Linked DNA regions of Homo sapiens: region 1 is linked to region 2. Evidence: read pairs that join two places in POLR2A ChIA-PET (ENCODE). Cell type or tissue: OCI-LY7. All regions are shown on one strand. Links, peaks and the distances in the headings refer to the core of each region. The heading gives the core; the rest is flanking DNA.

What was found. Peaks named below come from ENCODE experiments on the same cell type or tissue, not always from the same donor. Only the 100,000 strongest peaks of a DNase experiment are listed, where the experiment ranks them.
Region 1: POLR2A ChIA-PET joins it to region 2 with 10 read pairs; 2 of 35 experiments call an interaction of 5 or more read pairs at or near these places.

The regions. Positions count from the first base shown.
Region 1 is chr3:23,318,520-23,334,138 of GRCh38, reverse strand. All of the region lies in intron 3 of UBE2E2 (ubiquitin conjugating enzyme E2 E2), which reads right to left. Among named protein-coding and RNA genes, the nearest start is that of UBE2E2, 120 kb to the right of the region's middle. RefSeq lists an enhancer at 13,953-14,082. In OCI-LY7, for the core only: no CTCF peak of the experiment used is centred there; DNase peaks (open chromatin) are centred at 8,428 and 9,168; H3K4me3 peaks cover 1,655 bases; H3K27ac peaks cover 2,771 bases.
Region 2 is chr3:23,372,039-23,387,657 of GRCh38, reverse strand. All of the region lies in intron 3 of UBE2E2 (ubiquitin conjugating enzyme E2 E2), which reads right to left. Among named protein-coding and RNA genes, the nearest start is that of UBE2E2, 180 kb to the right of the region's middle. In OCI-LY7, for the core only: no CTCF peak of the experiment used is centred there; DNase peaks (open chromatin) are centred at 9,157 and 9,507; H3K4me3 peaks cover 2,030 bases; H3K27ac peaks cover 3,161 bases.

The DNA of each region.
Region 1 (15,619 bases), core at 6,717-11,716, 53 kb after region 2:
AATAAAATATGTCTTGTTACTAGATATGAGAGTGCATATTTCAATTTAAGATAAGTTTTGAGTAAGGATAGAAACTGCTTCTTTTCTAAATAATACAAAGAATCAAATTAATGTTGATCTTTCTGTGAGGACAAAATGCATCAACAACTGAAACTTTTAATTTAACAATAATACAATTGAAAGAACATGAGATCTTAAGTTCTATGATCTGAACTTGAGTATCAGATTCTAGTATTTACTAGTCTGTTATCTTAGGCTAGTTACCTAACCTTTACAAAGCTTGATTTATTCATGTTATGTGGAGGTGATGACTAATATATCTCTCATAAATACATTCAGACATATATCAGATATATCTCTCAGATATATTCATGTCCTTTAATACTCAGAAGCAAATATTTTCTACACTGCGAACTACTACGAGATACTACTGCTCCTACTATTACTAACAATAATACACAAGATTATAAATACTGTCAAATTATTTTAACACTGTCATTCATCATTCTCTTGTAATGGAAACAAATGAAGGCTAGGAAAGCTTTGTAGGGTCTTAATTTTTTCTCTTGCAGGTGAAAAAAACTGAGTCAAATAGGCATGGCAGGCAATTTTGTGGCAGAAAATCTGTCTCCTAGGAGTACAAAAGGTTTAGGGGGAGTTGGGGAGGAAAACCTGTCCCTGAGGTTCTCCCTCCCTACTGCTGATATGAAACATCAAAATGTCTTTTAGTCCTAATAACTCTGTTTCTCTTAAAGAAAAAAATAACCAAGGCTAGTCACTGAAATGTCCTATAACTTATTCTCTCAGTCTTTTATAGCCTTCGAAAGAGACATAGATAAATATCATATTTGATGAACACTGGGTATGAAATTTAAGAAACATTTAAATTGAAAAAGAACCCTTTCTTCAAAGCTCTAGAAGCTCAGGACTCTCTGCATTTGACATGCCTCCATGATCCCCTGGAACACAGTTTGAAAACCACTAGTCTCAGAGAGCCTTGCAGGGCATTAGGTATTTCAGATTAAGGCTGAAATTATGATCTATTAAAGAACAGAACCAATATAGAGATATCAGTGGGACCTGCAGATGAGGGAGAGTAATACATCACCAATGTCATACTTTTCCTAGTAATTTTCACAAATCTCTGCTTCAAAATAGAGGCTTTTATCACCTGTAAAACGAAACGTATAGCTGTATTTTCCAGGGCTAACAGCCATGCACACCTGTCATCACTTTTTAGAAGTGTCAAGGGAGTCTTATAAAGTGCTGGGTTTCTTTTAAATTATCAAAATGATTTCAAGTCTTAGTGACACACATTTGGTTGGCATCTAGAAGTGATTTCCCAGGTAACTAAATACTACTCCTTTTCTCAAACAAAAACATCACCTGATAAATTTCCTAGAGAGATATCCATAGCTGCACACACACACACACACACACACACACACACACACACACACACACCCCACTGGCTGCCAGGAAGCTCAAAGCTAAAATTTGTGTTCAAATGCACCAATTTCCTTAGCCCAGTTTTCTGTCACAATTATTTTCTTTCGTTACATAAATCCTATTAACTTTTCTTTCTTCAAAATCTTATTACATACAGTTTTTAAATTTTAAAGTCACATGCTTTTAAATGTTTTTCCCCAGTGATTTATCTTTATTTTAATAATTGCCATGTATGCATTTGTTTTTCAGAAGTGGCAAGATGCCCAGGTACAATGGCTCATGCTTGTGGGGGTTGAGGCAGGTGGACTGCTTGAGCCCAGGAGTTCAAGACCATCCTGGGCAACATCATGAAGCCCCATCTCTACTAAAAATACAAAAATTAGCCAGGCATAATGGCACAGCACTTGTAGTCCCAGCTACTCAGGAGGATGAGGTAGGAGGATCGATGCCCAGGAGGTCGAGGCTGCAGCGATCCGACATCATGCCACTCTGTACTCTTGCCTGGGCGACCGAAACCCCATCTCAAAAAGAAAAAAAAGTGGAAAGATATAAATAATAAAGCACTGAATATACAAAATATACAGCAATAGCATTAATACAAATTATTCCACAATATTCCTTTACATACTTTAAAATTTTTTAAATCAATTATTTCAGATCCGTATTAAGGTAAAGAAGCATAGGACTTTAGAAGTAAAAAGGCCATGCAAAATTATCCAGTCCAACTTCATCTTTTAAAAAAAATTTTAAAATTAGTTGCATTAAATTCTTGTCTTTCTGCTGTCATTTACTAAGCAACTAGACAAGTATACACAAATGACCAAATGTTCCTTTAGAAATGTAAGCTAAATCATGTGACTACTCTGTTCAAAACCCTTAGTGATTTCTCATCTCACATAAACCAAAGTCTTTACCATATCCTACGGGATTCATCATGGCTCAATCCCCTACTTCCTCTCTCTCATCTCCTCCCACTCTTTCCATGGCTCACTCCTCTCCAGTCACTCTAATCTCCCACTGGTCCCTCTAACATGTCAGCATGCCCTTTTCTACCTCAGACACTCTTCTACCAGACAAATTAGCACACCTTGTCCCCTCCTCACCATCTTATGGTCTTTGTGTCACTTTGTCAGAGAGGTCTTCTCTGATCACCCTATCTGAAATCACCACCTTACCCCCCTCCCTGCCCCCATCCATTGACAGCTATCTCTCTGCTCTCTTCCCAGCTTGACTTTGCTCCAAAGTATTTATTACATTTTGACATATGATATAGTTTATTTGTTCATTTTCTTCTTCCTCCACTACAATGTAAACTCCAGGTTGGCAGTACTTTGTTTTCTTTGTTTGGTTCATTACTATCTCTCTGGCACCTAAACAATGCACCTAAACCTGGCACCTATCAGGTACTGAACAAATATCTGTTTAATGACTTAAAGACTGACTTATTGAATCAAGCTGTTTCTACTCTGCTTTGTACCAATATTCCATTTTCTACATTTTAAAAGTGTTTGTGCCACTTACCCAAACATGTATTCTGACACTAATGGAAAAAATTCAAAAGAACTTCATGAGAACATTTAAGATGTGAACTTCGCTTTGATTTACTTTTAAAATCCAAAGTAATACATAAATAGGTTGAAAGAAAATGAAGAGAAAAAGATATTCCATGCAAACATTAATTTTTTTAAAAAAGAAAAAAGCAAGAATAGTCAACTAATATATTAATTATATGCATAAACTACCTAGGTATTACAGAATCATAAAAGATAATTAGAAAAAATTAAGTAGCTTAACAGTTTCATTCTAATCTTTTTTAATAACAATAAATCCTTTCTTATATACTTTTATTAAGGAAGACTAAATATGCTCTTTGGACAAAACTAACCTCAAATGTGTTTTCTGAGCCTAGGATAGTAATTCGATCTGTTCTTAGAATGCAACTATGCAAACAAAAAGAACTGAAAAGTCTGGAGCATTTTAGAATCCTAAATTCATTCATCCCACATTTTTTCTAGTCCAATCTTGATGCATAAAGCTGCTGGACAATGAAGGGGTCATGTGAATTCTCTCCATACACCTCCAGGGAAAGCACTCTGCCTTATCCAAATTCAAGTGACTCAATTAGGGGACACCCAAATCATTCCTCCTTGTAATTCGTGTACTATTCAATATATAATGTGGACCACAGGATTCTAATCTTTCTTGTACTTATGTGTCAAAGTTTTAAAAACAGCTGTCACCTACCTCCTATAGAATAAATGTATTCTGCCAGCAACGTAGACTAAGTTTACTTTTGTAAGGATTCTTTATTTTTCAATGTTTACTTCCATACAATAAAATAAGAGAAGAGCTCTTTCAAAGTCTTTATTTCTAAAGCCTGGAAGTATGCTAATAGAGACTAATGAGTTCATGTAATTGAAAGTATTACATTTAGAGCTGTGAAAAGAGGGTACTAAGTTCAGCTCTGAAGTACATATTTACAGACCAACTTTATTTAAATTTGCTCATTAACACTTTAGTTTTAAAATAATTTCTGACTTCTGAATATTTTAGGAGGCAGTCTCCATTCTAGGAAAGCTGAGGAAAGGCTAGCTTCTCGAGTGTTTCTTTTATCCCATGCCTACTGTACTAAAATGTATGGGGTAGCATCACAGAAATAAAAATTTTTAACAAGATTCCTGTTTTTTTAAATGCACAATTAAGATCAGCAGCTTTGTTGTAAACTACCACTTAATGCAGAAGCAGGATGCTTTGTAATACTTTTTATTCTTGCCAAATACAGAACTTCTCCATTCTTCCAGAGTGGTCAAGTTTTAAGATCACTAAAATATTTTAAAAGGGAAGAGTACAAATTGTATTAATATCACAGACAGTAAAGATGGTGGGGATTTCCTGGGAAATTCCTTGTTTCCAAAGACCCATGTACGGCAACGTTCTCCAGAGAAGACCAGGAGGAATTTGCAGATAAGACTACAGCTAAGCCTTGATGGAAGACTTCCTAGCCAACAATCAGAACAACTGTGCCGCCATCCAGTGTGTGTGCCAATGGTGGCAAGCCAGTCTGAGCCACCGGCTCCAATTAGTTGTTGTATCTAATTAGCTTGCATACCAATGGAAACAATAATATTGAGAAAATTTAACAATCTCTCATCAAAGCTTAATATTTAAATTCCTTGCGTCAATTCATTTACAACCATTTGGCAGAGAATCTGCCCTTTTGCCTGCCTAAATACCAACTGTCTGCCTACTATTCTGTCTTGATACTTCGGCAAAATATAAACACTCATTTACTTTTAACTGTTTCCAGAACATTCAAAACAAACTATAAAGCGAAAATTATATATAATTTTATCCCCCACAGCAACTGATAAAATTTATTGAATGTTCACTCAGTGGACATTTCCTGATGTCCATTCTGACAGAGGGAGCCTTGCTTGTGTTAGAAACTCCATAAATATTTGCCTATTTGGTTTGCCTTTTCAAAATACTGACTTTCCCCTATAACTACAGTTTCCTATTATCAAATAAAAAATTCATGTCTGAGAATTCTCATCTTTTCACTAAACACTAAAATGTTCAACAAAAATTTTGTTACATTTTCAAGAGAAATCAATGTCTACTTTAGCAAATAAGATCCAGGGAGAAGGGGGCAAGGGCGTAAGTATTGAGTATTGTACTCAATTTAAATAGTGCATGTGCAAAAAGCCTATCGAGATTAAGGCATTTTAGGCCGGGCACGATGGCTCATGCCTGTAATCCCAGCAATTTGGGAGACCGAGGTGGGCGGATCATTTGAGGTCAGGCGTTCGAGACCAGCTTGGCCAACATGGTGAAACCCCGTCTCTACAAAAAATATAAAAATCAGCCGGGCATGGTGGCGGGCACCTGTAATCCCAGCTACTCAGGAGGCTGAGGCAGGAGAATCGCTTGAATCTAGGAGGCAGAGGTTGCAATGAGTCAAGATCGCGCCACTGCACTTAGCGTGGGCGACAGAGCGAGACTCCGTCTCAAAACAAAAAAAAAAAAAGAGAGAGAGAGATTACGGCATTTTAGCTAAATGAATCTACAGATGTGACTAAACTTACAATGGTGTTACATCCCAATAAAGCCATCATAAACTGAAAATATCCAAAGTCAAAAATGCATTTATATACCTAACCTACTAAAACATCATAGCTTTACCCTAGCCTATCTTAAACATGCTTGAATACTTACATTAGCCTACAGTTGGGCAAAATATGGCACAATCTAACACAAAGCTTATTTTAAATAAAATGTTGAACATTTCCTGTAACTCACTGAATACCACACTGAAGTACATTTTCTACTGAATGTTTATCACTTTTGCACCATCATAAAGTCAAAAAAATTTAAATCTAACCATTGTAAGTCAGGGACCAACTGTATTTTATAGATTCAAAGATGACACAGAGATAGAAGGTTCTTTTTAGAGATTATCTAATGTAATTTTTTATTTTGCAAATTAGGAAATTTGCTTGTCAAGATTACTGCATGCCTCATATTTCTTTTCTTTTTTATTGTCGCAAATTATCCAGAAATGTTGCATTGATTTTCATATTAGATCACAAAAAAAGAAAACATTTGATTTCCTCAGTATTTATATATCATGACCACTGCTCTGTTTATGGTAATAAGACAACATAAGTATACTTATTGTATACTGCATATAATATGTACAATAAGTACATAAGTTCTTATTGTATACTTATTGCAAATACTACATAATTATTAAGCGAGAAATCAGCATACTTCTATCATCCTATAATTGAGATTGACAGAAATCTAGAATGACATTTCATGAAATCAGAACCCTGAAAAACTTAATCTTCACAAACTCCTAGACAACACCAACTCCTAATTTATGCACAGAAGTTTTGTCTGAACCTCATGAGCAGGTTTACAACACTTTTTTCAGACCTGCAAAATGTTTCACCAGTCTATAAAATTTTGTCGAGCCTTTGCTTTGCAAAAGGAAAAAAGAGAACGAGTCACATACCTTCACTGAAAGAATTAGAAAAAGCAATTCCAGAATAACATCCCAAGTGACAGTCTAATACTAACTGCAGCCACAAACAAACCTGCCTATAAGAACAATAAATAATCTTTCTGTATTGGTTGATACAAGTATTTGTCCTAGTTAAAAGGCTGCTTAAGGAGTTTCATGTTAGTAAAATAGAGTAGATGATGGTGAGAGGAAAGGGGTGGTATATCAGATTCCGTATTGCAGATTAAACTTTATGTGCCATTACCATCAGAGAAATGCAAATCAAAACCACAATGAGATATCATCTCACACCAGTTAGAATGGCGATCATTAAAAAGTCAGGAAACAACAGGTGCTGGAGAGGATGTGGAGAAATAGGAACACTTTTACACTGTTGGTGGGACTGTAAACTAGTTCAACCATTGTGGAAGACAGTGTGGTGATTCCTCAAGGACCTAGAACTAGAAGTACTATTTGACCCAGCCATTCCATTACTGGGTATATATCCAAAGGATTATAAATCATGCTGCTATAAAGACATATGCACATGTATGTTTATTGCAGCACTATTCACAATAGCAAAGACTTGGAACCAACCCAAATGTCCAACAATGACAGACTGGATTAAGAAAATGTGGCACATAAACACCACGGAATACCATGCAGCCATAAAAAAGGATGAGTTCATGTCCTTTGCAGGGACATGGATGAAGCTGGAAACCATCATTCTCAGCAAACTATCGCAAGGACAGAAAACCAAACATCGCATGTTCTCACTCATAGGTAGGAATTGAACAATAAGAACACTTGGACACAGGGTGGGGAACATCCCACACCAGGGCCTGTGGTGGGGTGGGGGGAGTGGGGAGGGACAGCATTAGGAGATATACCTAATGTAAATGACGAGTTAATGGGTGCAGCGCACCAACATGGGACATGTACACATATATAACAAACCTGCACGTTGTGCACATGTACCCAAGAACTTAAAGTATAAAACAAAAACAAACAAACAAAAAACCTTTATGTGCCATTAAAAGACTTCTGGAAAATCTCAAGTCAAAACTACATACAACCTCATACTTTTTTTTGTATAGGATATGTGACATTAATCATAAATTATTTAGAAAAAGGCAAGGGACAGACACATCTTAAATGTTTCTTTTAATCTAACCAATTTAAGAACATAAAAATCTCAGCAGCTGCTCAAAGGGTTAATTCCAAAAACTCAGAAATTTTTCAAAAAATGTTTTGAAAAATCTTGAAAAGCCAGATAATTGGTACCCTTCTCTTCCTTTTTAAAAGATTACAGATGGCCAGGCACGGTGGCTCAAGCCTATAATCCCAGCACTTTGGGAGGCCAAGGCAGGCAGATCACCTGAAGTCAGTAGCTCGAGAACAGCCTGGCCAAAATGGTGAAACACCGTTTCCACTAAAAATACAAAATTAGCCAGGCTTGGTGGCAGGCGCCTGTAATCCCAGCTACTCGGGAGGCTGAGGCAAGAGAATCACTTGAACCCCAGGGGTGGAGGTTGCAGTGAGCCAAGATCGCGCCACTGCACTCCAGCCTGGGCGAGAAAGCAAGACTCCACCTCAAAAATAAATAAATAAAAATAAAAGATTACAAAGCATGTATCTACAAGAAGTCAAAATGAGACAGAAAATTATATTTGGGAGTCTCCAAGAATCAAATGGTATCCTCTACCACCTAAACATGAATTCAGAAAAAGTATCAGGTTAAAAATATTTGTTCTTTCCCCTCATTACTCACAGTGTGACTATATCACTCATCACCCAAACCACAACACTGGAAAGTGAAAAAGGGTGATATTGATAATTTTGCCAGGATAAGAGAAGTTAGGATATAAGGGCTCCCTAGTTATTTTTATAATGGTCTCTCCTCTACTAGACCGAAGGTCAGTGATACGGAGGGGTTAGATATTCACTATTATATTTCTCACAGTAGCACATTCTCTCACACAAACTAAGCAGTCAAGCCTCACATGGTGAAAAATGAAACAAATACACCGGAGAGGACGTTCATAACTACTTAGCAAAGTGTAAACATTCTGACTAGTGGACAAAGACTAAGTGTGTAAGTCTATGGGTTTAGACTTTAAAACTCAAGAAAAGAATGAGAATGGAAATTACTTATGCTATCCCATTAAATATATCTAATGTTTTCTGTATACTAAAGGACCTACAAGTGTTCAAATCCTAACAGTAAAATCTTAAGAGTCATCACTAGTCAAGAAAAAGCTTCTGAAAGTATGGTATACTCCTGGTAAGTGAATAATGTGGGAATATATTTCTCCTCCAGCCCAGCCTCAGATTAGTATGTAAATTGTGAAAAGAGTACACAAATTGAATGTTTTTATTTGCTTTTCAATTGTTTCATGAATATTTACTATACAAAACACATTTTATTATTAAATCTAAATCCTTGTCCCAAAGGAAAAAAAAACACACAATAGCTTTATTGTGGCTACTTCAATTCTTAAAAGAGTAAAATAACCTAATAATTGTTTCTTACTGATCAAAAGTAATGTGTGCCTAGAAGATTCAAAACTGCTAAAGTTTCCTGATGGTACATAAGGACCTATATTCTGTACTGCTTCTCAACAACTTTGTATCAGCTTATCTAGTTTTCATTAGGACTAGTCCTGCTTGGCGGCAGAAAGCAATTGGTGTAGTTAAAATATTTATAGTTTCATTTCAGTTCCACTGTGGTTTGTTGAACAGACATAAAACCACAATCTTTATCATATGTGTCACTTCCTGTAATTCACAACTGAACCCAATTCCACTATTCATTATATAACACACTATTTAACAAAACAAAATACCACAGATAAAGAAAATAATTAGAATCCATTTAGGTTTTTTTTTTTTAAATTCTTTTCTCCAAGAGAGGTGTGAAAAGATCTTGAAAATCTGAAGAGGCATTTCCTAAGTGCTTTTCTTTCCTGCAGCTTTACTCAATTATACATAAGTCATCAATGCCTGTGATAACAGGATACAAAAAATAATAAGGATGCAGCACAAACAACCTAACTTTTTTATAGTTCTTCACACCTAAAATTTAAGAAATCAGCTAACAAATAACAAAACTGAAGGATGTAAACTTCATTTCCTATTCCACCTTCTGGTACTGCAGCTAATAAACAGGGAAATGGTCTACAGGTAGCTGGTAAAAGAAAGAGAGGAAAGGCAGAGAAAACACAAGAGCCAGTTTACCAGACACTAATTACACCTTCCTGGATGCTTCCCTTTTAAATTCCCTTCATAATTCATAAGGAATACGGTCCTTAAATTCATTTCTGGGATAGGCAAGAGTTTAGCTAGGATTTTTATTTTTAAACAAATTTAGACAAATATGAGTGACAAACTTCATTTTATAAGAAATTTAATTCGTATTTTATAAAATCACAGATTCAACTAATACAACATTACAATGAAACTGCTTCATCCAGGTCCCAAATAATCATAAGTGATGCAGTGGAACAGGAATAAACTGGCTAAGCACCAACTGAAGATATCAGAATATTTATGCAGCAAAAACCAGCAGACATCATATAGTAAGTAGTCAAAGAAATGTTTAGCATTGCACAGTTATTCCAGAAACAGGGAGTACACAATGTTTGGCTTATACAGTTTACAGACACACATCAAGCATGTACCATTTGTTCATTCATTTACTTTAAAAACATTTACTGAGCTCCATTATGGTTAATTCAAGGCCATGGAGAAGTGAAGAGGTATATCACAACTTTTGTCTTCAAGGAGCTCAATAATCAATCATGGCATGAACAAATAATACTTGTACCAAGTGAGGCAAGTACAAAAGTGCTATGAGAAAGCACAGGGGAATAAGAGATTTCTGCATCCTGTGAAAAACGGCAGCCTTCACAGAGAAGGTGACATTGAACTAAAACTAAAATAAGGACAGGAGTTTGCTAAAAGGGAAAAAAAGGAATCCTGGCATTCAGAGAAGTTTAACTTACACAAGTTGAATAGCCCTTATCTGAAATGCTTAACCCCAGAAGTGTTTTGGATATTTTATTTTTTCAGATTTTGAAATATGTGCATTATACCTACCTAGTGGGCATCCAAAATCCAAAAATCCAATTGAGAATTGAATGAGCATTTCCTTTCAGTGTTATGTTGGTGCTGAAAAAGTTGTGAATTACAAAGTGTTTTGAATTTTCGAATTTGGGATGCTCACCCCGTATTACTTACACCTGAGCTAGCCCTGGGGTCATGCCAAATGACCCAAATTGGTCTTCTTAAATCGTCTAGAATAAAAATCAAGACTTTTGTATTCCCTAGAAGAAACAAGACAGTAAGTACTACCATGACTAACCAGTAACATAAAAATAAATGGGTAACTATAGGAGCAAATTATTAAAGTTATAAAATGTAGGCAATTTACTTAAACACCAAACCTGATTCTTCATCAATAAAACAGAAATAATAAAAGCTGTCCAACCTACCTTCATAAGGTGGTTGTGAGGATCAAATATAATAACATATAGACAGCTTCTTTATCAACAGTACAGCACAAAACAAAGCAAATAATTATTTGTTTAAGCCTAATAAATCTAGATAATTCCTAATTCATGGATTCAAAAATTAAGTGAAATGTATAGACACGATATTATATATTTATATTAATACTAACTATTGACAAGTGATTTTATGTTTTACTGAACCACGTATGTTGTGAAAGGAGACAAGAAAATGCCTGTCTAATAGAAAAAATATATAAATATATAATCCTTAGGACTCTACAGCTAAGTTAAGGCTAAAATCAATTATTTATTATAGATACCAAATTAATGCTAGACAAAATAATGATAATATTAAATTATAGAGAAAATACACTGTATTTATGAAAGCTTTCTGAAAAAATACTACGCACTGCTTCAGGGATTTTTGGAAGTATTATGGTTTTTGTTCTTTCCTTTAGAGTTATATATGTAACCTTAGACTGTAAAGCTTACGAAGTTACATGCTCTCTGGACTTAATTACTTCATCAAAATGATGAGGGTGGACTAAACAAAATATAAGGTTCAAACCATCTCTAAAATAATAAAAGCATTATTAAAATAAATGAACATATACACAGAGATAGTTACCATCTTAAGATATAGACTATGAAGCTTTACAGAAAATAATTTTTAAAATACTTTGTGATTATTCCTTATCATTAATCAAGTCACATGGGGATTCTGTCCAAAAAACAGTATGTTAGACTGGGAGGAAAAACAGAAATTTCTCATAGCTTCCAGTTTTAGACATCTTGAACTCAGCTTAGATACAAATTATTAAGTGCAGGCACTAAATGTATTTAAAGTTTTTTAAAGTTTTAAAGGTATCCTACCGACCCTTTCAACTAACTGAATAAGAGAAAATTTGCAGCCCAGATGGTGACATTTACATCAAATAAATACTCATGAAAGAGATGCACTATTAAGTTCACTATGAAAAATTCCAGCTTCCAGCTAAAGGAAGACTTTGGTTATATAACTTACTAAATATTTCAAGAATAATTTCACTCATTGAATGAAAGGTTATTAGCATTCTTCTCTAACCACTTAAGTTTTTCTTCTATGTTTTGTTTATGGTACAAAAAGCAGGCTATTAAACTTTAAAATAATTTCTATTTTTATGACAAAGGATTATAAAACTTTACAGCAGTTGAGTATGTTGAAAAATAACATTGACACTAATGTGAATCATTCTCTTACGGCATAAATTACCTGATGAATTATATGTCATCCCAATCTCTACACTGGAAGGTGGTGCTTTTAAAAACGGTTCAAGGGGCTAGACTTCTAGAATGGGAGTATAAAGAGCTTGGATAAATCTCTTCTCTCCAACACTTATTAAACCAGCAAAAATTAGCAAAGACAATGATTCAGTCTCTGGAGATTGATCAGAGGGCTTACAACAAATTGTAAAACATTCATTCAACAAAATCTATCGAAATTCAGTCATAATAGTGGGAAGCCATGGCATTCGAGATAAGAGACTACCCCCATTCCCCCACAACTCTGTGTTATGGAAGAGCTATTCTAGTGGGGTCAGTTGAGTAGCAGCTCTCATCTCCTGTAGGTCCCAGGAGTAGAAGAGCTATTCCTAGGAGATTTAGCAGCTGGTGAACATCAGCAGATACTGCTTCCCAAAGCTCCATGCTACAGAAGACCTGTACCAAGTAGGTAGTAGCGGCAGCCAGGCAATGCCTGTTTTGCCACTCTGACTCTCCCTACTAGATGCCGGGAGTTGGATGGCAACATCAGTTTCTATCGTCTTCACAAACAAGTATACACACAGGTCCTGCTCTGCAGGGTAGATCCAAGTGGCACAGCTGGTAAAGAACAAGCTCTTTATGGACTGAATTGTGCCAGCCCCTCCCAAAAAAGTTGAAGTCCTAATCCCCTTCCCAAATCTGTAAGTTAATCAGAGTCGACCCTAAACCAGTATGACTGATATCCTTGTAAGAGGAGGAAAATTTGGGCATACACATATAGGGGCGAACACCATGTAAAGACACAGACACATGAGAAAAAATGCTGTGTAAATACAAAGGCAGAGATTGCAGTGATGCAGATACAAGCCAAGGAATGGCCAACGGCTGCTGGCAAACACCAGACCAGTTAGGTAAGATTCTTCCCTAAAGGTTTCTGAAGGAGAATGGCCCTGCAGACACTTGATTTTAGACTTCCAGTTCTCAGAACTGTGAGGCACTAACTTCTGTTGTTTTAAGCCACCCAGATTATGGTAATTTGTTACAGCAGCCCTAGGAAACTAATACTGTTAGGAATTAGTGGAGACAAACAGCTGAGTATGATACCAATAGACACAGACTAGTCAAAAGCTTAACAGGAGATGGGGGATGCCGGGGTGGATTAATCAAAGAGTCCAGCTAAAGCCACAATAATCCCTAGTAGTCCAGACTATACACAAATCCAAGGTCGCAGCTTCCGAGGAACAATCAGAGGGATGTTCTGTGCTACAAGCCCTTGGCTGAACCCAGGCCAAATACGTAACCTTTCTGTACAGTGAACCTTTAAAACATTATGTTAACTAAAAGACGATTCTATTTTTATATGAAATGCCCAGAACAGACAAATCTATAGAGGCAAAGTAGATTAGCAGATGCCTAGGGCTGGGGTGACTGCTATTAAAAAATACAGGATTTCTTTCCAGAATGATGGTTGCACACCTCTGTGCATGTACCAACTGAATTATTCAATTTGAATGAAGTGTATGGTATGTGAATTATATCTTAATAAAGTCATTACTAAGAAAGAAAAAGGCTATTCAAGCCTACAACTTGCAAAGAATTAGAGTGGAGTAATATATAAGAGGAAAGAAGAACAGGGGCTACTGCTTAAGCACATCCAGTTGGAGATAATAACAACTTGAACTCCTTCAATGGACACAGGGAAGAAGGGACTAATAAAGTGAAACACTGTTGAAAGAACAGTAGTACCTGCGACTGAATGTGAGAAACTAAGGGGAGAAAGATGACTATGACAACCCCCAGCTTTCTACATGGGTACCTTTACACTAGGCACTGTAATCACTCAAGTAAAGCCTGGCTTTCCCATGGGCAGGAGACTTTCACATATGGTGGCTGCAGTGGGTGTGTGACAAGTCTCCTTCTTGAAAGAAAACTATTCTCTAAGTCCACCACTGGGGAAAAACTACCAATGCTAGCCAGATCTTAGGGATCTCAGCTATGTTCCATGACACAGCTATCAGCCTTGATGCCAGAGAAGAACCATCTGTCAACAAGAGGATAGTTGTTTTTTGGTTTTTTGGGTTTTTTTTTGTTTTTTGTTTTTTGTTGTTCTTTTTTTTGACAAAGAGCCTTGCTCTGTTGCCCAGGCTGGAGTGCAGTGGTGCGATCTCCACTCACTGCAACCTCTGCCTCCCAGGTTCAAGCAATTCTCCTGCCTCAGCCTCAAAAGTAGCTAGGACTATAGGCCCCTGCCACCACATCCAGCTAATTTTTTTGTATTTTTAGTAGAGACGGGATTTCACAATGTTGGTCAGGCTGGTCTTGAACTCCTGACCTCAAATGATCTGCCTGCTGAGATTACAGGCGTGAGCCACCATGCCTGGTAGAGAAGGATAGCTTTTGGTCACAGGATTGTTGTAAGAATTAAATTTGTTAATACAAATAAAAGAAATCAGAATAGTATCTGGCACACAATCAACACTATATAAACTATAAAATGAAAACAAAACATAGCGTATTACTGAAGCTAACACACACAACATTTTCACAGAGGTAGAAGCTAAAACATTAAAGGAGATTTTGTTCACCTATAACTGTTCTCACTAAGAATGTTAAGTTTTAGAAGAACAGCCAGGTCCATTTCAGACCGAAGAGAACATCAGCAAGAGAGTAATGAATAAATTAATAAATAAATAAACACAATTCCTTCCTGTTTATTTTATAAAATTAAAAAGTTTATAAAACCAGATTTTAACCAATTTCACTTAACAGGATCAATTTGGATTAACTACAATACAAATTTGGCTTACGGTTTTAAATAAGCAGTCATGGTTTGTAAATACTTTACTGCCTATAAAGTAAAAGTAAAAGACTCTCAGTTTCTCTCAATTTAATATACATTGGCTTCTTAAACACACAACATTCTCCTTCCTCATGAAAACATTTTTTGACAAAAGGAACACTGGAAAAGATGCAATCTTAAAATAATACTCAAAACTATGTAAAGAGAAATTAATTTATAAGACAATGTATAGGCAGATTGTTATTTACACAGATATATTTCCAATTTTAACTCTTTCTTGCTTGTAAATTTTGGGAAGTGTTTGATATGGTTTGGCTGTGTCCCCACCCAAATTTCATCTTGAATGCTAACTCCCATAATTCCCATATGTTGTGGGAGGGACCTGGTGGGAGGTAATTGAATCATGGGGGCAGTTTCCCCCATACTGTTCTCGTGGTAGTGAATAAGTGGTAAGTAAAAGTCTCACCAGATCTGATGTTTTTATAAGGGGTTTCCCCTTTCACTTGGCTCTCATTTTCTCTCATGCCTGCCACCACATAGACGTGCCTTTTGCCTTCTGCCATGATTGTGAGGCTTCCCCAGCCACGTGGAACTGTGAGTCCATTAAACCTC
Region 2 (15,619 bases), core at 6,860-11,859:
ACACACACACAAATAATTAAAGATGGTAAAGAAAGAGAGAAACATGAGCCATTGATAACAGGGACTAATTTTATACAAAATTGCCAGACTATTTTGGGGCCTCATCATGATCTTTTCTGATATGTCATTTCACTTAAAAAAGGCCATGACAAGAAAAGACAAACATGAGAAAACTGTGTCCTATAGATAAAAAAGGGAATCACAATCATAGCACTTAAGGGACACAATTCATGCAAGGTTGGTTTTTACAGACACAATAAAAGAGTAGCAAATTTGCAGAGGTTGAAAGTAGGGGATTTACCTGAGATAGAAGCAAAATCTAATCCAATTCACCTTTTGAAAAGAACTAAAGAATAAATACAAAGAAAGAAATAGTACTTAGTGCTTTATGTGAAGAAAATCTCATAGCCTCTATTACAACGTCTGCCCTGTAACCACAGAAATCTATAACCAGTCTATTTAAACCATCAGGAATAGGAATACTACATTTAGTCTTCCCAGAAACAAGTACTGCTAATAGCATCTGCATATGTGCGTCTTAAACTTTGCTTCATTTTGAACTCTACTCCTACCCTGAAATCAGAAAGTCTTTGTAGATATTAGCCTCAAATAGAGTTCTTTTTCATAATCCTTTATAGGTACTTTTCAAATAGCAGGTACTTTAAAATGCTTTCTAATTCAGCAACTTGGGTAAACTGTAACTGATCAGAAGGTCAGGCAGCAGGGACCACTATTAACAGGAATTGTATTTTCTGATCCAAGTATGAAGATATGGGTTCTGACAACAGGTCACAATGTATGAAAACTGAATGGCCAGCAAATCTAAAATATAAGCCATATGTATTGACAGAGGAAAACAGTCATTCTACTTCAAATTCAAAATTCTACTCCCTACTCTGAGTATATAAAATACTTGACAAAAATGAACTGATTAGCTTACTTTCAAAAGCAGTATCTGTCAAACAATAATGTGACGATGGCTCTTAATATGTAAAAATTCACTTCAATATGCTTGTCTCATATTAAAAACTCATTATACATTTAAATAAATCCATGAAAATAAATATAATAGCTGAATTGTTCTGGTTTGGTAATACCAATTAGACAAACAGTTTTATTATTCATCTACAGAATAAACTCACGCCTTTTAAGAACCGAACTACCTGTAATCATTCTTATTCCTTTACGGATACTTTCTGCTATGGTCCGAATGTTCGTGTCCCCGCTAAATTCATATGTTGAGATCTTAACCCCCAACCTGATTGCATTCGGAGGTGGGGCCTTTGGGAGGTAATGAGGTCAGGATCCCTTAGAAAAGAAGCTTGAGGCAGCTTGGTTGCCCCTTCCACCCTGTGAGGAGCCACGGAGAGGGTGCTGTTCTATAAACAAGGAAGGGGACCCTCACTAGACACCAAATCTGCCAGTGCCTCAATCTTGGACTTCCCAGCCTCCAGAAAAATGAGAAAGAAATTTCTGTTGTTTATAAGCCACCCAGTTTATGGTATTTTGTTACGGCATTCCAAACAGGCTAAGACATTCTACAATTATTAAAGACAACTACTTATATGAAATAGTGTTAAAGAGATAAATAGCCTGAGCATTCAGACATGATCCACACTAATAAATGTTTGTAATTCTATTCGATTTTAGAACTAGCTTTGCATCAAATAAGTTGAAAAAATTTAGTTTGTTTTACTTTCCTTCCCAATTTATCCAGTTCTCACAATCATAATAATAAAAACAAAATGATGACAATAATAGCAGCTACCACTTATGTATCAGGCTAAGCTGTTACCTATTTTTGGAATGTCCTCCTTTATTGAAAAACTTCCTATTCATCCAGCATACAGATGTAATGTGCTCAAGTGCAACAATCTGTGAGAAGCCAGTACAAGAAGCTGATGGTTTTTCTAAATTACTACGACTTTTGTCTCTACCACACAATCTTGCATTCCATGATGTAGGACTTTGAGGACTCTGCCCTCAAGAAGCTGATCAAAACAGAACTTAAACCCACATATGGAAATGAGATTTGGCTCTGCTAAAGATCATATCTGATTTCTTTAAGCAGTTTCATCAGCATCAGCTGTGAGATACACCTGACATTAACAGACAAGGCAGGATTACAGAGCAAGCCCTGGAGTCTAGCCAATTTACCATCCTTGAAACCATGCGGGATGCTATATGACACTATTGAAAATAGGTGACAGAAGGCTATCCAAGCAGCTGTGGCATGGTGATCTAAAATAGAAAGATCACAAAACAGGCAGATGGAAATGTTTTAGGAGCACAGTGAATCACAGCATCAAATGATAAAACACAGTTCAAGGAAGACAAGAAACAATCATTTTTGTAAATGCAATAATCAGAAATGAAGTGATTCCTTTACAGCAAAACCACTGAAAAGAACATGATCCTAAAACAATCGCTTGCAAACAGGGAAAGAAGGTGTAAATAACAGTTGCAACTCAAATCAAAGGACAATGTAATACAAACATCATAAAAAGTATTAAATTATTTCTTTAAAGCAGTTAACAACCATCATTAGAAGTATTTTTCATTGGCCAGGTGTGGTAGTGTGCGCCCGTGGTCCCAGCTACTTGGGAGGCTGAGGCAGGAGAATCACTTGAACCTGGGGGATGGAGGTTGCAGTGAGCTGAGATCATGCCACCGCAATCAGACTGGGCAACAAAGTGAGACTCTATCTCAAAAAGAAAAAAAAAGAAGAAATATTTTTCATTATTGTCAAGACACAAAAATCTAAATTACACTAAGACAGAATTTGAAATGAGTCTGGTTTTAAAAATTACATCCAGGGGCCAGGTGTGGTGGCTCACGCCTGTAATCCCAGCACTTTTGGACGCCGAGGTGGGCGGATCACGAGGTCAGGAGTTCAAGACCAGCCTGGCCAATATGGTGAAACCCCGTCTCTAATAAAAATACAAAAATTAGCCAGGCGTGCTGGCATGTGCCTGTAGTCCCAGCTACTCGGGAGGCTGAAGCAAGAGAATTGCTTGAACCCCAGAGGTGGAGGTTGCAGTGAGCCAAGATCGCACCACTGCACTCCAGCCTGGGTGACAGAGTGAGAGTCCATCTCAAAAATAAATAAATAAGAATAAAAATTACATCAAATGTCCAAAGAGCAAATTTTCCAGGGTAGAAATGTTGCTCCCTTTTTTAGTGTAAGACTTCAAGGTCAGGCGCAGTGGCTCACACCTGTAATCCCAGCACTTTTGAAGGCTGGGGTGGCAAGACTGCTTGAGACCAGGAGTTGGAGACCAGCCTGGGAAACATGGAGAAACCCCAACTCTACAGAAAATACAAAAATTAGCTGGGTGTGGCAGAACATGCCTTGTAGTCCCAGCTACTCGGGAGGCTGAGGCAGGAGGACTGGTTGAGCCCAGGAGGTCGAGGCTGTAGTGAGCCATGCTCGTGACACTATACTCCAGTCTGGGTGACACAGTGAGACCCTGTCTCCAAAAACAAACAAAAAACTTAGCTGGGTGTGGTGGTGCATGCCTGTAGTTCTAACCACTTTGGTGGCTAAGGTGGAAGGATTGCTTGAGCCCAGGAGTTTAAGGTTACAGTGAGCTATGGTTGCATCACTGTACCCCAGCCCAGGACACAGAGCAATCTCCAAAAATACAAAACAAAACAAAACACAAACCATCACTTTGAGCACGTTAAGGGCTTAGATAAATTGTGAGGTTAATTTATTAATAGTTTTATATGGCATGAAACTGAAATTTTTCCTTTTTTTTTTTTAAAGAAATAATGCATTTCATTGATGGATATACTATTTCCCTATTCAGCAGCCTAAAAAAAAATCATATTGGTACAATAACAAAGAATAACTTAGTTTAAAAGTTCTACAGCATTAAGTATATATCATCAAGCTTCAGAGAAAGGGAAAAACTGAGCTAAGCAGGGCTCTAGAAGAAAATATATTTTCAGATATTGCCAGGCTCCAAATTTACAAGCAAGTTACACCCCAACACTTGTAAAACAAAACAAAACAAAAAAAACCTCAGTATCTTTTCCAAATAAATAAATAATAATTAGGTTTACAGAGTGGCCGACAGATGCCAATTTAATCCATAATATGCCTAAAATAATATACATCTGCATTGAAAAAGGTATGCAGTGCCACTGCAATGCTTACCAGTTAAACAGAAAAAAAAAAAGGGGGATAAAATGCTCATCTCTTAAAAGTCAATCGGCTTCTATTTCATTCTATATAGTTGTTGATTTCGTCTACTTCTCTAAATTTAATCATCATTTGCTAGATTCCAAATCTATATTCCCAAGCCAGATTTTCCTCAAGGTTTGCTAATGTATGTGTTCAACTGCTCACTGAACATTTCTACATCAGTCTTAGACAACTTAAATCCAGTATGTCCACAGCTGAATTTATACTGCAATATACTTCAAAAAAGAAAAAAAAAACTGTGTTATCCACACATGGACTAAGTTAAAACCCTGAGTCCCTGACCCCTACAACAACATCCAATCAATTATCACCCACATTAATACAGTAACATTCTAACTGTTCTTCCTACTTTTACTTTTCTTCCTTTAAACTCATTATTCAATTTCTGCCAGTACTTCCTAAAACTCAACTGGAAAATGTTACTCTTATTAAAAGTGTTCAACTACTCTTCTTAGACTTCAGTTAAAGCTCCTTAACGTACATTACAATGCTCTTTACAGTTTACACCTGTTTATTCCTCCTGACTCTTACCTCCTTGGTACAAAAAAAAAACTAACCTTTTCACAATTTGATTTTTAAAAACTGTCATTCCCTTCATGTCTGGTCCTTTGCACATGTTTTTAAATGTATTAAGAAACTACAGAAAAAGACACAATCTTACAACAGTTATTTGTTTAAGGAGTAATATTTCCTTGTATTGATAAGCCTAAATGGTATTCAAACCATGGATCTTAATTATCTACACAAAATGGAGTCCACAAGCAAAGCTGTGATTTTTCAGAGTTTTTTAAAATGTCTAATTTGGTTAGGAATAGAAAATGTAAAATAATAAATTATGTATAGTGAATACTACTTCGCTCAAGATAAAAATTTGGAGTTATTTTAAAATATGAATATCAACTTCTCTCCCAAATATGCCATTAATACGCTCATATAGTAAAACCAGTGTTTAAGATTTTAAAGTAAGGCCGGGCACGGTGGCTTATCCCCATAATCCTAGCACTTTCGGAGGCTGAGGTGGGCGGATTACCCGAGGTTGGGAGTTCAAGACCAGCCTGGCCAACATGGTAAAACCCCCTCTGTACTAAAAATACAAAAATTAGCCAGGTGCAGTAGCACACACCTGTAATCCCAGCTACTCTGGAGGCTGAGGCAGGAGAATCGCTTGAACCCGATAGGTGGTGGCTGCGGTGAGCCGAGATTGCGCCACTGCACTCCAGCCTGGGCTACAGAGCGAGACTTCGTCTCAAAAAAAAAAAAAAAAAAAAATTAAAGTATTCGTAATTATGAAGAGTAGTGTAAATCACCTTAGTTTGTTGATATTTCATAAAATATACCTAATAAAATAATCATAAACTGACAATCATAAGTAAAATTAACAACTTCTCAAATTGAAACAACTGTTTTAAAAAGTGGGTTGCGAGAATAATCCCCTGGATGGGAAAGTAGCGGGGGAATGGAGAAGAATCTTTAGATCATGAAGACCAACTAACAGAATTTTGTGAGACCCCACAGTAAGCAGCCATTCCGCCTCCCACCTTCTCAGTCTACATCCTTCTCCACTCTCCGGGGCAAAGCAGCCTCAAACACTGGGAAACAGCATCTAACAATATATTGTTAACATAATCAACACCATGCCCAAACAAGAAAACTCCTTTATTTTCATCTAAGTCAACATAGATAAAATTTGAGACTCACAATTATAAAGAACAGTAATTCTCATTGACAGAAAAAGTTATCAGCAGTTACTTCTAAATGATATTCATAAAATGTTATACAGTATCTTTTATTAAGTAATTTGTCCCTTCCTAATATTAACATAATTCAGGGGGATAAGTGATGCTCCATGTGCCTGAATTTCAGCTAGCCGGGGTACTGGCAGACAGGTCCAGCAGAGTAATAATGCGGAGCTCTTACAGAATGACTAACACACACCCATTACCTTAGAGTGCTTTTTCCTAAACAAATTAAATCCTATACATACTTGAAAAAATACCCATAACTTACCTTCTTCTGAGACACTTCATAAACTAATGCCATATGATCAAATGACATTTTTTTCTTCTCCATGGACAGTGAAAATTATAGATTTATTGGAATTTTGGATAGTTTTTCTAACTTTGTTGCCAGGAATATTTTTCTACACATTCTTACCACAGTTTCCCAGAAAGAGATCTTACCTGACCATCTGATTTGAATCCAGAGCTAATCTATACCTTAACTTTATTCTAAGCCTATACAAGACAGATGAAAATATGATCTTCAGATTGTGTATACTGTGGGAAAATAAAAACAAAAAATATCAAAAGGCAGATTTATAAGAAGATTATCTAAAAGTCTTCATTAGAAAAGAAGAATTAAATAAAGTGCCCTTTCCAGTCAGGAGAACAGGAGGCATGAAGATTCTATTCATTAACAACACTATCAATGGCAATACTGTGGACCCTAACAATGAGGCACAGAACAAGACTACTGAAGATGAAAATACAGTTTAACTCAAACGGTTCCCAAATTATAAACTAGTTATGTTTCAAAACTTGGTCTACCTACCTTAGTGCTTAGAGCTTGGAATTCACTTACCTAATTAAATTGTTTTACATAAAGTGCTTAAATCTCATGGCAGCTCAAAAAAAAATCACTTAACCTACACTGTACCTGAAATACAGAGTACTAGAGAATCCAATTCTAAATCAAGGGGGAGCATATGGACTTAGAACCCCTCCAGCCAGATCAAAGTCACTGATAGTAGGTGCATAAGCATTCCAACAGAGCTGGGCACAGAACACGAAAGGTAAAAACAGGACTATAGAAAATTAAGGTCAGGGAAATCAATTCCCAGGAAGATTTCATCTGACTGTAGGGCCTATGCATTAAATATGAGCAGAAGGTATAGGGCAGGGAGGCCTGCTAAAGAAGAAAGTGAGGCTGGGCACCGGTGGCTCACGTCTATAATCCCAGCACTGGCAGGTGGAGGCGGGAGGATCACTTGAGGCAAAGAGTTCAAGACCAGCCTGAGCAACATAGCAAAACCTAGTCTCTACAAAAAATTTAAAAATCAGCTGGGCATAGCGGCACACGCCTGTAGTCACGGCATGTGCCTGTAGTCCTAGCTGCTCAGAAAAATCGCTTGAGCCCTAGAGCTCCAGGCTGCAGTGAGCTAGGACTGCACCACTGCCCTCCTGCCTGAGTGACAGAGCAAGACCCTGTCTCTAGAAAAATAATTTTTTTTTTAATAAAGAAGAAATGGGATGGTAGTGATGGTTAGTCACTACCACAAGAGTATAGCAATTTCAACAAAATGATTTTTTTTAAATTTCCAATAGAGAAGTTCGCAATTTCAGGGTTTTTTTTTTTTTTTTTTACAGTAATCAAATGTTCTTAGCATTTTCTCCCTTTATATTCAAGGTAAAGTAACAGTTTTAGCTCTAGTGTAGTTTCACTAAGTTAATTTATGATAAAGTGACAGTATCTGGGAGAAAGACTGCCCCACTGATTCCTTCTCACTTTTCCAAACTTATCTCTCACTTCTCTTCCCTTCATTCACTAAGCTCCCACTGCACAGGATTACTCTGAGTTTGTCTAACGGACCAAACTCCTTTCTGCCCTAGGTCTTTGCATATTTTCCTTCTACTTAGAGCTTACCTGCCCTACTTTCTTCAGAATTTCAACGTAAAGGTCACCTCCTCAGAGAGGTGTCTTTCTAACATCTCTCTCTCCCATCACACCATGTCTTAGTACCATGTCCGAGAGAAAATTAGAACTCAATAAATACATAATCTTGGAACCAACCCAAATGTCCAACAATGATAGACTGGATTAAGAAAATGTGGCACATATACACCATGGAATACTATGCAGCCATAAAAAATGATGAGTTCATGTCCTTTGTAGGGACATGGATGAAACTGGAAATCATCATTCTCAGTAAACTATCGCAAGAACAAAAAACCAAACACCGCATATTCTCACTCATAGGTGGGAATTGAACAATGAGATCACATGGACACAGGAAGGGGAATATCATACTCTGGGGACTGTTGTGGGGTCGGGGGAGGGGGGAGGGATAGCATCGGGGGATATACCTAATGCTAGATGACGAGTTAGTGGGTGCAGCGCACCAGCATGGCACATGTATACATATGTAACTAACCTGCACAATGTGCACATGTACCCTAAAACTTAAAGTATAATAAAAAAAAATAAAATAAAAAAATAAATAAATACATAATCTTGAAGAAACATGGTGGAATCTCTGTGGAACATTTCTTCAGATGTGAGGAGCTACTTCATAATTATGTATTTTAAATTTTTCAGTACTTTGATCACAGACATTCAATCTCACAAGACAGTCAAACAGCATTTTGAAAAGAAATCCCTCTCCCAAAGATTTACATAAACATATAGCAGGACTAATTTTAAAGAAAATACTTCAGTCACTGAGAAGTATATGGATCACAACATAGGGGTTGCACAAATGTCAGCAAATCACTGCTACTAAAAATGTAGTAATTAAAGGGTGTTATAGAGATTTGACAAAGAAAATAGGTATTAATGTTATTTTTCTCTCAAGTAAAAATTAGGTAGGCCAAACAGGTAATATTTTAAGTTAAAATATCAACTATACAGTTCTGTTTAGTTCAGAGTCCCCAAAACTTCAGTCAGCTGAGTGTAACATTTGTACTTTCTCCCTATCCTCATACTAGTTTTCATGCTGATTTTTAAAATCAACACACTTTTTAAAAAAGCATAAGTAAATGAATTTCAAAGGGAAGCTGTCAATTCAAAAACAGAAGCCAATTCACTTGCAATTAGAAGGTGATCATAAAATTTACTGTACATTACTTTTTAAAAATTGAGAGCTATCTATAAATATTTTACATATAGGTACATGTGCTACCAAGAGCTCATGTAACCAAGCTCTGAGAAACATGGGTTTGACTTGCTGGTCTCTGCAGAGGACAGGGTTTGGCCACATAGCATACACGCTATTACAGTCTGGAAGAACAAGGCAGCACCTCATATTCAACTCTAGCTTCACATGTATACTTTAGAGTATAATCAACATCACAGAATTATTCAGTCAAAGCACATATGTACCTTTAAATTTTTAAAAATGTATTTTATAATGAAATTCCTATATACTCTAATGAAAGCAAGATGTGTACAATTTTAAAATAAACTGCAGTATTTTTTTTTTTTTTTTTTTTTTTTACTGCTTATTTGTGGTTGGCTTTGAGTATATTCTGCTCACTGGCTACATTTCTTTTTCAGATATGTATATAAAAATCATGTTTCTGAGCTCAGTTTGTATTTTTATTTTAAGAAACTTCTGTGGTTTCCTGTTCTGCTTTTAATATCTCTCAGCTGTAGTCATATATCTCACATTATAGCAGATTAAGAAAATATTATGGAAGGAATAATTAAGATTCCAAAACTAGGTATTGTGAGTGGTGGTGATTATGTGTGCCCTCATAAGAACATTACCTATAGAGTTATATAATATCTAGTCATTTTTAGGAAGAAAAACAGGCTTTCATTTGGCAATACACATGTACATAAGAGATGTACATAAAAGCTGTTGAAAACTTGAAATTCTAAATATCAAGATTAAAAAACAAATAATATTTACTAAGCTCTTATCATATATCAGGTTCTGTGCTAAGCACTTTACCTATTATTTCATTTAACTATCAGAAAATCCCTAAGGGGGATAAACTGAGGCTTGAAAAGTTTAAAGTAACTTGCTGAAAGTCACCCAGCCCTTAAGGAGAACAGGGAAATTCTTACAACTCTTGGATTCCAGAGCATGAGCTCTACATTTTCGATGCCAGATCCTAAAAGCATCTTTCACCAGGTCCTCCCAATATTTGGTATAATGGCCATGATCTCATAGATAAGCAGACCACTGACTGACTTTAGATGGGGAAAACCATCATTCTGGCCTGGCTCTGCCACTGGCTTTCAAATCAAGGCTTTTGCAAATCCTGCAAACTTTGATCTCCTAAAAATGGAAATAATACCAACCTTATTGTGAAAATGATCAGGCACCAGTTAGTACCATAAACACTATCATTAATAATTACCTCAAAATTACTATTACAGTGAGCCAAGTCACAGAGTAACACACTTTTAGATGCAGGCTGAACACAGCTAGTCTTGCTTCAGTGTGCTTGCTAAATGAGACAATTTTATCACTTTTTCAGGTAGATGAGTTCTGAGGCTCAGCTGATGGAGTACAGTGCAAATAACAGCCAAGTCAGGGGCTTGATTTCCTTGTAGGTTGGTAAGCTATCCATGGTCAGAAACAGAACACGGACCCAATGCCAGTCAGCTGCATGTATGTTTGGGTGAATATAGTAATTAGAGAAAAGTATGACTAACATCCAAATCTAGGAAGGATGCCTGAGACTAGTAAGAATCCTGTTATGTTGCTGTGAAATGATTCCAAACACTTACATAGTTTGCTATGTGAATGATTTATGTTCTGCTATAAGAAGAAGCTGGAGTGTTTTCTCCCTCATCCCCTAGAGAATGTGACAGTGGTACCCCTCCCCTTGCGAATGTCACATCACACCTTATCAGAACTCATATGTGAGTTGCTGACCTCAACTACTGGACTTCAAAATACATATAAAACTAAGAGTTTGACAGACACTTTGAGAGTTCAGACTGTGGCAAGCTACATGTTCTCCAAAGACCAAGAGGACATGCTGTGACATTGCCACAGGGCAACATCATTCCAGCTAATCTCTGAAGCCTTGCCTGCCACTACTGGCACCACCCTCAGCCTTGAGGGACCTTACCTGTGGTAACAGATCTCCACTGTATTGGTCAAGCCAGTTTCTCTATAGGCTTGACCTCTATGGTACAAAGGTTGTAAAAAGGTACACCTCAATCTTTAATTAGACTATTTTCCACAGAAGACGGCTTCCATCCTAATTGGGCAACGCCTTTAATAATTTTGGAACTTACTCACTTTGTGGTTCACGTATCTTACCTATCAAGTATACTCCCTGTGAGATCTGTTCACGTTATTCTCCCCTTCTTTACGCACTAGGAACCTAAGGAAAAAATTCTCTTTGTATGGCAATAAACTATGTGATTCATGAAATCATACCTTGATCATCTCCTTACTTCTACCACACAAAACAAATCCACGCAAAAAGTCTAAAACAGGCTGGCTATAGAAAAGCTCCTCAAAAGCAACACAATCTATCTTGTATTTTAACAGGTAAGTATCCCAATATATACTGTTAGATAGTGGCCCACCTGAAATCTACTCAATGGAAGAAAACTACAAACTTGAGTATGATGACAGAGGATATACATGGCACATACATTTAATTTATTAAGATTCCTTTGTATAAACAACTCCTTTAAAATACTGCAATTAGAATACTTTAAAATTGTTTGGATTATGTATGCTTTATTATATATCATGATTTACCAAACATTATACTTGTATATTACTGAGCAGTTTTACAAAACCAGTATGTATTCTATAAGCCATTTATGAAATTTTTAGAGCACTTTGGCTACATATAATTTAATTTTTGCCTTATGCACTAACTTTAGAATTAATCTACAGTACAGAAGGAAAGATTCTGGTGTAATAACTGCAACAAGAGTGAACTTTTCATGTATCTGCACTTGTTAAGGGTTTAAAAAATTTTGTAGTGTCTAGAGCATATTCAAGAGCAAAGGTGTCCTAATTATGGGCTGTTGGTCCTGATTCTTTATATAGAAACATGCAGAGAAAAGGGAAAGTTAATTTATTATCCAATAATGGCTTGAAAGAAATATCTCTTAAAACATATCCACTGAAGTATAATTTGGTTTCCCAACTACAAGAGTATGCCTAGCAGAAACAAAAAACCTCTACTAAACATTTAACCACAACATATCACTCACTCATTTATTGTAGTCTGACTTGTACTCTATGTATTGCTGTCCAAGTCTTCTCGCCAGATTATAAATTCATTGAGGATGAGGACTAAGTGTTTTTCACCTCTTTATTCACTATAGTGCCTGAACTGAGAGTAGCGAAAACTCAAAAACACACCATAAATTTTTCAGGTTTTTGGATCAGGTAGCATTCTCATAGTAAGTTAAAAAGTGATTTACTAGTTTATAAATCAATCTCTTGTGAGTTTGGTTAGCACAAATCAATTTTCCAGAGTTTGATTCCCATGGGTCAATTATAAAATTAGATTTCAGTACAAGAGTACACAATGTCAGGAGAGTACACAAAGAGCAAAGTTTCTAATAAATTCCTGTAAATCAACTGCACATTTCTCTAGTACATATCAATGGGATTTTATAAGCTAACAACCCTTTTATAGCACCACATTCTCTGATTTTTTTTTTATATCTCATGATATGTAAATACGAATAAAAGCACAGATTTCATTTCTGCCATTTATTACTATAGAATAACATAACTCTCCACTTCTCTCATGGCTTTTAAGGTATGTAATAATTAAAAAATACAATCTTCATATAATCTAGAGATGTGAAAAATTAGATTTGTGAGCACCTGTAATCCCAGTTACTTGGGAGCCTGAGACAGAAGGATTGCATGAGATCAGGAGTTTGAGACTAGCATGGGCAACACAGGCCCTATCTCAAAAAAATAAATAATTAAAACAAAATATTAGAATTATAAATGGCCGAAAATAATTTAATTCAGCACTCCCTAAAGGTAAGAGGCAGTAAGTTTCTTCTTGAAAGTCTCAGCAGATTTGTATACTGTGGTGTAGTTAGCAGGCTGGTGTTTTCAGTAGGAAGATAATGATTTTTAATTGGCTCATCACTGCAGTTTCATCCCGAAAGGGGAGACATGAATTTAGAGCCAATATTAACAGGTGATAATTAAATTACGAGTTCTGCATGCTTTATGTCCTAGATTAAGGCAAGGTGAGGCCACTGAGGCCATTAACTATAATAATTGGAGTCTATAACCTGCCTAAGTAGCATTTTATAGTATATTAGCAATAGTTGGTTAGTATTAAGTCTGAAAATAGTTTTCTTACTAAAACTTGTTTTATTTATTCAATTTTATACCTATACATTTAAATTTGAAGAATAATTTACATAATCTGTCTTTTAAAAAAGGTAAATAATAAATGTGAAACACTTATCTCCTAAAACCAATATCTCTGTTTTTAATCATTATTTGTTTTCTACATTTAACATGATTTTAAAACAATGTTCAAAATGAAGGCCCATGATTGGTTCTTTAATTTAAAAGAGCTGGGAATACGACAAATTTAAACATGTAATTTTATTAAGCTGAAATTCCTAATTGAAACGTTTAAGTATTCTATTATAAAGATTTTATACCATTATATTTTGACTTAATATTTTAAAATATTAGGTGGTTATTTCACATCCATTGTGTGGGCAGTGCTATTAAGCATCCTGTAGGAATTATATCATAGTAACAAGAATCCCTGACAAAAGAGGTTTTTTGTTTTGATTTTTAGAACATTTAATAAACATTTGCATTTACGATATTTTTAAACACCATCACTATCATTTTAACTTTACTTAATGACATATGTTTACATTTGGGGCTTTTGTTACACAATTCCCATGGACTGAGAAGTCCATTTTTGTTATGTGTATAGTGACCATATAATTTACCATCCAAACTTCTGGGGAATAAAAGGGGAAGCAATTTACTAACAACAATTATGCCAGGATGGTGACATACATCCAGTACAAGCCAGGATGTATGTCACCCTAGCATAAGAGTAGACTATTATAATATTAAAATACAATACCTGGGTTATTACACTCCCCATTCACCTAAGCAAGGCATCTCTGGAGAAATGCCTTCAGAATCTGTTTGAGCTAACAGGAATGCAAGTCTCCCTGCTATACATAGTGAAATCTCGGTCTCCCTCAACTTAACTGGAAGTGTTTTCCATGGCTGTTGTTTTCACTTTGGTGTCTTAGGCACCAAGCAGAGTGTCTTTGGCACCTGGAGATGAAACTAGTGGAATCTTGAACTACAGACCAGGAGAGGAGTGTGCTGGAGCTGTACAAAGCAGTGGCTGGAAATGAATGGAATTGGAGGCTGTGGAATGGGAAGCTAGGCTTTCCTTCCTGCTTACCCCACAGGACAGTGAGTGTCTCATTATTCCTTTTCATATAGTATCTCCAGAATTTGAGCCAGCCGTCCTTCCTTTCCATTTCCACCAACCTGGTGTTTTACTTAGAACCCACTCAGAGAAAGATAAAGACCACTCATAAGAGTAGTGAGTCTTTAAGTTCACTAGGATTCTACAAAGCACTGTTCAGGGGAGACAGTTTCCATGGGGAGTTGAGGAGGAAGGGTCTGGAGTTTAGAGGCCCCTCTTTAATTACCCATGACTTCCTATCCTGCTGTAGAAGACTGCTTTGAATAGGAAGGTCCCAGCATTTATAAGATAAAAGGTCCAAGAAGGGAGTAGAGGGATCAATGAGAGGGGGCACATTGAAATAAGAATAGTGGATGTGGTCTCAGTCATAACAGATTCTAAAATTTTAATGTGGGAGAGACAAAAGAAGTACTTCTGGTCCAATAAGTCTCTGTCCATGGCTAGCTACAAGCACAACAGTCACAGAGATGCCCCTCTAAATGGACATAAAATGTATAATTAATCCATATCTATATAGTTCTTATATATTTTAAACTGGTCTATAATCTTAACGGAAAAATAACAGCATGAGTAGGCTTAATTTTTCTCTTGTTTAATGATTTTCACAGCAATGCCTCTATTCAAGAAAAAAAAGAAAAGCAGCTTCACATTATCTTTAAATGTGCTTCTATTGTATGCTTATCTGTACTACAGTCTTTCACTGTACAGACCCCATGGTGCATGCACAATCTTTAAAATGGAGAATCCATGTAAGGAAGTTAAATGAGAAAAGAAAAAAATTCAAAACAGAATACAAATAGCAAGGTTAAATTGAGTGCTGCTAACCCCCTGCTGACACCAACTAATAGTGCAGAGGCAACAGCAGGAATCTGAAACAGAGGTCAGTGTTGGGAAATTTCAGCTCATGACAGTTATAAGTGAAATAAATTGGCTAGTTTTTCTTCCAGTGGTATCACTTTAAAGAATATTTTTAAAGTAACATTAAAGATGATACTAGACGTATATCCAGTACACTTAGTAAACAAAACAGAAATTTTTTAAAAATCCCAGTCTGAAGTACCCATTAGGAGTGTGCTTTTTCCTGCATTAAGAATTGAGATATAATTTACATACAGCAAAATGTATAAACATTAAGTTTTATTTATATTTTATACAGCTCAATGACTTTTTTCTTTTTTGTTTTTTTGAGGCGGAGTCTCACTCGTAACCCAGGCTGGAGTGCAGTGGCGTGATCTCGGCTCACTGCAACCTCCATTTCCAGGGT